Regions from separate parts of the Homo sapiens genome. Here all the other regions are linked to region 3. Evidence: chromatin contacts called from ENCODE Hi-C or POLR2A ChIA-PET data. All regions are on one chromosome and are shown on one strand. The core of a region is the stretch at or near the end of the contact, and the rest is flanking DNA. Distances in the headings are between cores, read along the strand shown. Region 1 overlaps LINC01483 (long intergenic non-protein coding RNA 1483). Region 2 overlaps LINC01483 (long intergenic non-protein coding RNA 1483). Region 3 holds the start of KCNJ2-AS1 (KCNJ2 antisense RNA 1).

The links. Hi-C counts contacts between places; a loop is a spot of excess contacts on that map. ChIA-PET counts read pairs that join two places held with the same protein, here RNA polymerase II (POLR2A). Pooled maps may share reads with other maps.
Region 1: a map of IMR-90 shows a loop between it and region 3 (8-fold over the local background). The contact joins the enhancer-like site here to the promoter of KCNJ2-AS1 in region 3. A Hi-C loop is called at or near these places in 3 of 168 maps with a recorded cell type or tissue (IMR-90, PC-3 and endothelial cell of umbilical vein) and 4 of 50 pooled maps. POLR2A ChIA-PET finds 5 or more read pairs at or near these places in 1 of 52 experiments (endothelial cell of umbilical vein).
Region 2: a loop to region 3 is called in a map of PC-3, with 8 times the contacts of the local background. The contact joins the enhancer-like site here to the promoter of KCNJ2-AS1 in region 3. A Hi-C loop is called at or near these places in 2 of 168 maps with a recorded cell type or tissue (PC-3 and endothelial cell of umbilical vein) and 3 of 50 pooled maps. POLR2A ChIA-PET finds 5 or more read pairs at or near these places in 1 of 52 experiments (activated CD8-positive, alpha-beta memory T cell).

What each region holds. Positions count from the first base shown.
Region 1 is chr17:69,760,692-69,763,391 of GRCh38, forward strand. The region is part of intron 3 of LINC01483 (long intergenic non-protein coding RNA 1483); the gene reads left to right. Among named protein-coding and RNA genes, the nearest start is that of LINC01483, 170 kb to the left of the region's middle. RefSeq lists an enhancer at 886-2,085. Within about 2 kb of position 1,325, at least 6 of the 41 ENCODE cell types and tissues checked have a DNase peak (open chromatin) inside an H3K27ac peak, as active enhancers do; they include IMR-90, PC-3 and endothelial cell of umbilical vein, where a contact is called at or near this core.
Region 2 is chr17:69,856,198-69,858,897 of GRCh38, forward strand. All of the region lies in intron 4 of LINC01483 (long intergenic non-protein coding RNA 1483), which reads left to right. Among named protein-coding and RNA genes, the nearest start is that of LINC01497, 100 kb to the right of the region's middle. Within about 2 kb of position 1,359, at least 2 of the 41 ENCODE cell types and tissues checked have a DNase peak (open chromatin) inside an H3K27ac peak, as active enhancers do.
Region 3 is chr17:70,168,008-70,170,707 of GRCh38, forward strand. KCNJ2-AS1 (KCNJ2 antisense RNA 1) reads right to left here and starts at 1,395. Exons shown (of 1, transcript NR_036534.1): 1 at 1-1,395. It overlaps KCNJ2 (potassium inwardly rectifying channel subfamily J member 2), which reads left to right and starts at 1,525. Exons shown (of 2, transcript NM_000891.3): 1 at 1,525-1,694. RefSeq lists a silencer at 1,121-1,580.

The DNA of each region.
Region 1 (2,700 bases), core at 75-2,574, 410 kb before region 3:
ACCCTTGGAGAATACCTGACTCAACAACCAGATTTGACCAATGAGAAAACTGAGGCCCTAGTGGTAATCTCCCCAAAACTAAACCACAAACGCATGGCAGCTAGGGCTTGAATGACACAGAAGATTTTCTTCTCTTTCACACATTGCACATGAAATGTCTGAGTAATCAAAGTTACTGTCAGTCTCACTCTCTTTTTTTCTCTATGCTTCCTAGTTCCAAAGCTGGGCTTACTAATTTTCTCATATATAGGACCAGTCTCACTGTACATCCCTAATATTGATATTGACCTAAGAAGTATTTAAATAAATGCCAGTCCCAATCCCATCCACCCCAACATAACCTGTGAGGCTTCCTAAAGTTTTCTATTTTGAATGACCCAGAATTTCCCCCATGTTATACTTCTCTCTGCTGCAGTTCTTCTATACTTTGAATTGGGCTCCTATGCCTGATGCCTCACCAGGATTCCTTACATGTTGATGTCCTTCTACTACATCTTGCAACTCTGGCACAGATCACTTGACTAAAATGAGACTGGGAATTACAATTATTTTAGATTGAGTCATTTTCCCACCATGTTGCTCTCATCCTGTCCTCCTGCTTCTCTATCTAACACCTCCCTTCCTTTCCCTTTTCTCTCAAATCTGACCAGGTACAGAACTCCTTTTTTCTCGTCTTCTGGGCTACTACATAGCCATGCTTCACTATAACATACCAAATGTGTTCCTTACACGTCGATCTTGGCAGTAGGATATACAATCAGAATTCTCATTATTCTTGACCCAAGGAGAGAGAATTGTTGATAAAATTGGCAACAACAAGGACAAACATGATTTATTTATATATTGATTTAAGAAATATGGGAAGCCTAGCCATAAAAGGCAGTATTTTATGTACTTGGCAAAAATATGAAAAATATAATAATTGAGGGCAAAGGTGTTGCTCTAAGAATTATTCTTAGAGGTGAAATTCAGAATAGTTATTTATGGACCTGGAGACCAAATAATAAAGGGGAAAGGAATTAGGAATTTTAGAAAAATATTGTTTTAGGCAAGAAGAAAGACACACAGAGGAGGTTAGCTGGGGTAGCAGTGTGCGAGGGGAGCAACAGAGGATGCGTATGAGCAGAGAATGAGGAAGGGCTATGAGGAACTTTGAAAGGGTGGAAACTTGGACTTTTGAAGGTAGGAATAGATTGGTGGAGAGATGTGGCTACAACAGAAGTTTGGAATGAACATTGGCAAAGAATCTCCTCATGGCGTGTTGGGAAAGATGGATGAAAGAGTAAGTGAGGTGAAAGGAAGGGAAATTGAGTCATAGTCCCCCAGTCCAAATATGCACTGCTGAAGGGAATTGAGCCAACAGCAAAGCTTAAAAAGAACTCATGACTGGATATCCTCAATGAGAGTGAAACCTCTTTCTTCCAGTTCCTGCTTGAAAATATAAACAACATGCAAATTCAAACAAAAAAATTCTTCCTCTGTCACGTTGAGAAACCCTCTGTTTACTTTGTTGTTGTGACTCACTTTGAGAGTATTCTTACAAGAATGCAATTTGTAGGGATGGGCAGACCTGTAGGGGGAAAAACAAGAACCTCTCTGGAATGTTTACCCATTCTTGGGACCATAGATTTTTTTTTTTTCTACAAAGGTCTCTATTCCTTTTTAAAAGACTCAGTTTAGTTTTGGAGAGGAAAAATATCTCAGATATAACAGCATAACTGGGGTGAGGTACACAAGACTTCTAAGAATCATTTTTTAAAGAAGCAATAGAAGATGCCCAATGATGTAAAACAAAAATCACTTTTCTTAATTCAAGTTTTACCCAAGTGGATACCAAGAGACAGGAAAACTTACAGGAATGGAATGATGGATGGTCATACTTGGACGTGCTAGCCCAGGAATGAAGAAGACTTAGACATGTTATAGTTAATTGTAGCTAAATGGAAGAAAAGGAGACAGGGAAAGCAAGAGGTAAATACAGGTCAAATCAAATCAAAGAATCAAAGCCCTGTGCTTCAGATGAAGTATTTTAATGATACAAATTGTCTGTGTCAGGGGCTTAAATGTGTACATTTAGGGGTACTGTCTCAAAAAAAATGAGCTTTCTTCCACAAAACTAAAATCCACATGGACAATTTTGAATCGGATGGATGAGAAAGCAAAGTAAGTTCTCCGTAAATACACAGATGCTGTTAAAGGATTGGTGCCTTTTTTTCTTGTCTTTTTTCCTTTTTTGGAGGGTGGAGGTGGGGCTAGATAATCTTGGCTTTAGAACATTTAATCCTGACATACTTTATAAGGAGCTGCATTCAGCAAAGTCTTTTGACATTCTTAATTTGCCTATCTTTGATCTCTGGAGAGATGAATCTGAGGTTATGGTGGTTCTAAAGAAAAAAACATTAATTCAATGACACATGTGTGAGAGAGGAATGAGCTAGAAATTAGGAGAGAATATGTAGTTGGGGGGTTCAGTGGCGTTTCAGCATTTCTGGGGAGTACTGTACAGTGGGGGCTCTGTGTGAAGCCTTTGAGCCAAGTGGTTGGAGACAAGGTAGATGGTATTTTAAAGGGCATCAGAACAATACTAATTAATCTGTTTTATTTTCACCTTCTGCTTAGGATTTTTTTTTTTCTGAAAGCACTTACACTTAACAAAGAAAAACCTTATTTGAGGAGCAAATACACAATCTTTCCTAACTC
Region 2 (2,700 bases), core at 109-2,608, 310 kb before region 3:
GTGAATTCAAAGCATTTCTATGTTGGGACCAATGTTGTTAACAATAATAATAATAATAATAGCACAATGACTATTAGTAATCACATAAACTGATCATTAAACAATTTAAATGCATTCTTATTTAACTCTCCTGACAATCTTATGAAGTTGATGCCATTACGTCCCCATTTTAAAGATGAGAAGAGGAATTAGATCATTCACTGCAAGGTAGCACAGCTGGAAACCATCAGAGGAGTTTTAAACTAAGGCCACTGGCTCCAAAGCCTAAGATCTTTGCTACTCTGCTCTACTGCCTCTTATTCTCAACTGGCCTCTGATGGGAAACCAGAAAGGCATAGTTGCCCTCTGCTAATGGGAAAACTGAGCTTAAAGGGGCAAATACTAATTCGTTCCAAATCACCACAATTTGTGGAAAGCCTGGGTTAATATGCAATTAGAAAAAGCCAGTGTCTAAAGGACAAGAATTTTCTGTATGGTTCTTACAACCTAAAAATGGTAACTAATATCTTTTTAGGACTAATTATGTGTCAGGCACTATATATTAAGTGCCTTAACCTCAAACTCTCTTAATATTCTCAACAACCTAATGAAGTAGGTCCTATTATTAAACTCATTCCACAGACAAGAAAACTGAGGCACAGGGAGAGGAAGTAACTTGCCCAAGATCACACTGCTAGCAAGTAAGGGGACTTTGTTCCAGAGTCTGTGTGCCACTGTACCCAACTCTCTTACCTTTCCACTTGTACCTTAATCACTGAGTACCAAACCTCCTGGTGAAACTTCAGGGCTTCAAAGTCCCTTATCTTCGAATGATACAGACCAAATAAATAATGCATGAGATCAGCTAATAAGAGATCATGGAAATACTGAGTAGCAGACAAAATTGAAGACAAAATTAGTAATTTTATCATGAGAATATGACCTAATCTGGAGCTACATATGGTTCAGATTGAATTCCAAATTCATGGAAATTTGACAAATTTTTCTTTTCTTTTTCTTCCTTTTTTTTCTTTCATTGTGCAGTCTATGTTGGCAAGACAAATATTACTCACTTTGTGTGTATCTGTTTGATACTATTCCCTCTCTTTTGTTCTTTCATGCCAAATTTATAATAGAACACTGCAGGTACTCAGGCAATTTTTGAAATAATTTCAAGTAGAATTCTGAAGTGAGCATGGAAAAGACCACTGTATGTACATCCTGATGAACAGGGAAGAGACCACCATATGTTCATCCTGATGCAAAAAAAAATTTACTATTTTAACAACATTGGATCATCTAAGCTGGAAACACTGGGTGGCTGAGACTATGCAATAGACTTGGCTGATGTAACAATAACAAGCCAGGTCACAACAGCTCCATGCTTTCCAACCTTCTGGGATGACTCATTTTGTCCATATGGTTATCTAACTGACCCAGCACCATTTAATGAAATGGCTACCTTTCCCCCTCTTCACTGCAGTGCTGCCTTGTCATAAATCAGGAAGCATACATGAGTTGGTCTATATCAATGCCATTCTGTATCATTAGTCATTTTGTCTATTTGTGTGCCAATATGACATTGTCTTAATTACTGTGGTTTTATAATAGGCCTTTTGAGTGTTTATTTTCTTTACTTTTATAGCTTTGTTCAAATGGCCAAGATCTCTGTTTCAACATTGAACATAAATAGTAATAGTCTTTGCCTCATTTTTGTTGTTGGGGAAAATTTTCCATATTTTACCATTAAATATGAGGGGTTTTCTTTTTGTAGATGTGCTTATCAGTTTAAACAAGCTTTCTGCTATTCATGATTTTATAAGTTTTTAAAACCATAAACAGGTGTTAAATTTTGTCACATTTTTTCTGCATTCATTAAGATGATTGCATGATTTTCTACTGTGTTGTAAATTACATTAAGTTTTTGTAAGTAAATTACTTTAAGTTTTGAATATTACTGTTAAGTAAATCACATTAAGTTTTGAATATTAATACACTCTTGGCTACATGAAATAAGCCTTGTTTAAATGGTGTATTACTCATTTTACATATTACCGAATTCACTTTTCCAATTTTTAAAAAAAATTTTGCCTCTAAGTTTATGAGTAAGATTAGTCTGTAGTATTTCTTTTTAAAATTTTCTTTTCAGGGTATGGAATCAAGTTTTGTCCCAAGCTCTCAGAAAGGAGTTAGGAAGTACTTCCTTTATTCCCCTTAGTTTCTAAAAAAAGTTTGTATAAGATTGGTCTATTTTATTCATAAATGTATGTATGAATTCACTAGTGAATCATTCCAGATCTGGGTCATTCTCATAGGAAGGTCTTATAATTACATATTTAATTCAGATTTTTAAATTTCTTCCTTTGTCAGGTTTCATAGGTTGTGATTTTTTTTTAATTTTTAAATTTTACTTTACTGGAAATTTCACTGGCATAAAGTCATTCACAATTATCCTGTTATTATTTTTAAAAGATCTGTTGCATCTGTAGTGATGTCCCTTTTCACGTTACTGATATTGGTAGCTCATGTTTTGTATTTTCCATGTGATCTTTATGGTTTTAACCTACTTTTGCCTAGGAGTGTGTCTCTGTGTGTGTGTGTGTGTGTGCGTGTGTGTGTCAGAGATAAAGAGAGAGAGAGACAGAGAGACAGAGACAGAAAGAGGGAGAGAGTAAAAGAACGGTACCCTGCTTTGGGTTTACTGAATTTATAAGTCTGCAA
Region 3 (2,700 bases), core at 145-2,644:
AACAGGGCTTGGTGAACAGTATAATCTCAACACATTAACTGGGACCACATCGCCATTTGGCTATCAGAGCAGCCACACCGAGTGCATCATCTCTTGCACACCCTTTTAATTTAAGTACCTTGCTCAGTGCTAAGAAAAAAGGCACACTTGTTAAGGCAGGAGTAAGTGCGGATCTGCGAAACCTAAGCAAGCATATTTCACCAGCACCTCCTAGGGGCCACGTGTGGATATGAGGATGGGAGGTGGGGACTCGCACAGAACCTTTCCTTGAATTGTCAGTTTCACCTCTCCTACACACAAAAATCCACCCCGACTGCGCCGTCCACAATACCAGCTAGTTTGCTGAATTAGTTCAGCGACTCAAGGAGGCCTTACGAGGTTTAAATAAACTGCACAAAAGACACATTTGATCGCTCGAGAAAATAAACATTTAAAAAACTCAGTGGAAAGAAAGACTCCTAAAATATATCCTGTCCTTTAGGAGCAAAGCTTCGTTAGGACACCGAAGTACTCAGAAATAATAGGCACTTACTCTTCGGTTTACACACACACACACACACACACACACGGATTAGTTTATAAAGTTCCAGGATCCAGACCCGGTTAACACTGAAGTTGCTTTTTAGGGGTCTGCGCGCTCTCGCCTGGCTGCTGGGAAGGAGGGCTGGGAGGCGCTGAAGCGAGGGCAGATCTGAGTGTCTGTAGGAGTTGCTATTCCAAAAAAAATCATTACTCTCTAATTGTTCTGATTTTAGATCAGCAAAGCGTGCCGGGCGGTGGTGGAGAGACTGAGGGCGGACAAGGCGAGAGGGAACGAGCCGTCCACCCTTCGGAGAAGCCTAGGCGCCTTGTAAGTAATTCGCGAACAGTCGGGAGAACAAACAGCCAAGCGGCGCTGCAGTGGCCGCACTTGCGCGCGTCTCAATCCTGGGGGCTCTGCGCGCCCGCCCCAGTCCCTCGCCCCATTGACTCAGTGGCTTCTCCGGGCGCTGCAGCCTCCGCGGGGGGCTTCGAAGGGCCGAGGGGCTCCGGCAGAGAGGGAGTGGAGAGGGAGACGCGCCGGGACCGACGAACAATCCTGCCCCTGCGGCAAAGGTCTCTACCCGGCGCTGGCACCTCGCAGGCCCCTCGAGGAGCACGCAGGGCAAGCGGCCCAAGAGCGGGGGAACCGGGAAGTGTGTGGGGCTCCAGACGGAGTAGGAAGCTTTGCCCAAGGCCAGGCTGCAATCAGGCAGCCGCAACAGCCGGGCGCGGAGCTTCCCACCTGCTGCTGTCCCAGCTGGGCCGCAACTTCCTCCTCCCCGGCCCGGGCCCGACTCCCCGGCCGGGCTCCGAGGGTGGAGGGGGACGAGGCGGCGGCAGGTTCCCTCCGCTGGCAACGCCTCGCAGCATCCTCCCCTCCCCGCCGCGGTTCCCGGGGCCGGCCGCGCGGCCAGGCGCGCTGCGATTGGCCGGCAGCGGCCGGGGGCGGGGCCAGGAGAGCCGGTGTCGCACGGACCGCCTCAAAAGAGCCCAGGATATTGCAGAGCGCACTGGAGCCCTGGCCAGCGCGCAGCCTTCCCGGCGCCGGCGGGCTGGGTCTTGGGAATTCTGGTTTGCTTTGGCTCACTCGCTTTTTACAAACCACTGGATCTTACATGCCTCTGTACCCCCCACTTCCACTCCATGTCCCCATGCTCCTGCGCCAGCAACAGGTAAGGGCTGCTGTGTTTTCTTCCTTTTCGCTCGCTGCCGGTGTGTCCTGGGGAATGGACTCTGGCCGCCGTCCCCTACCCTACCCTGCCCCGCTGCTCCAGAGGTGCCCAGCTGTCACACTGCTGTAGCGCTCACCCACACTCCGGAGTCCCAGATCATGCCTATATAGTTTGTGTGCGCACCAGAACATCCCCAGAGCTAAAAATACTGAGACATGCTTGGAACAGTTGAGCAATAGAAACAGATTTCTCTGCAGCATCTGTTTGTGCTCATAACTTCCAATGCACCAGCTGTAGCGAGATACTGGGTTTGGAGGCAAGGGCGAGAGCGTCTGTGTTCGGTTCTCACTCTAAGTGGGGAAAAAAAGAAAGAAAACGTGGTTGCGGGTTTGGGGGTGCGTCTTGAGCCCTGGTCTTAAACCTTGGCAAAGCTTGGGACTCAGCACTATTCTTGATCCTTGGCTTTTTTTTTTTTTCGTCATTGCTTCAAGTATAGCTGTGAGTTTCAAACAGAGTGAGTGTCTCAAAGTTGCCTTCCTGAAAGAAGAGCGGGAGCCCGAGTTGGATTTGAGCCTGAGGATCGCAAAACTTTCACATTACATATCACTCTCCCCTAACCAATTTGTTATTTTCAGTAATAATGGTATTAATACCTGGCTTGAAGACAGTGTGGTTTTAGGAAAGCAAAATAGTCAAAACGACTTGATTCTGCAAAAAGATTGCATCATAGCGTGGATTCATCATGACAATTGGAAAAAAAATAGGGATAGGGAATGGGCAGTTTAATGTCTGTGTCTGGGTAAGGATATCATAGGATGATCACTAGGATAAAAGGCTGTGAATTCCGACGATTTTCATAAATTCAGATTTTACCTGTTAGGAAATAAGGTGTTATTTGAAAACCTCGGATATGCAAAGAAACCATATTGCGTTTTATCATTTGTTTTCTTTTCACATTAATAATCAATAGGCTGCCAGATTTCCTCTCGCCAACCAATGTTGTGTG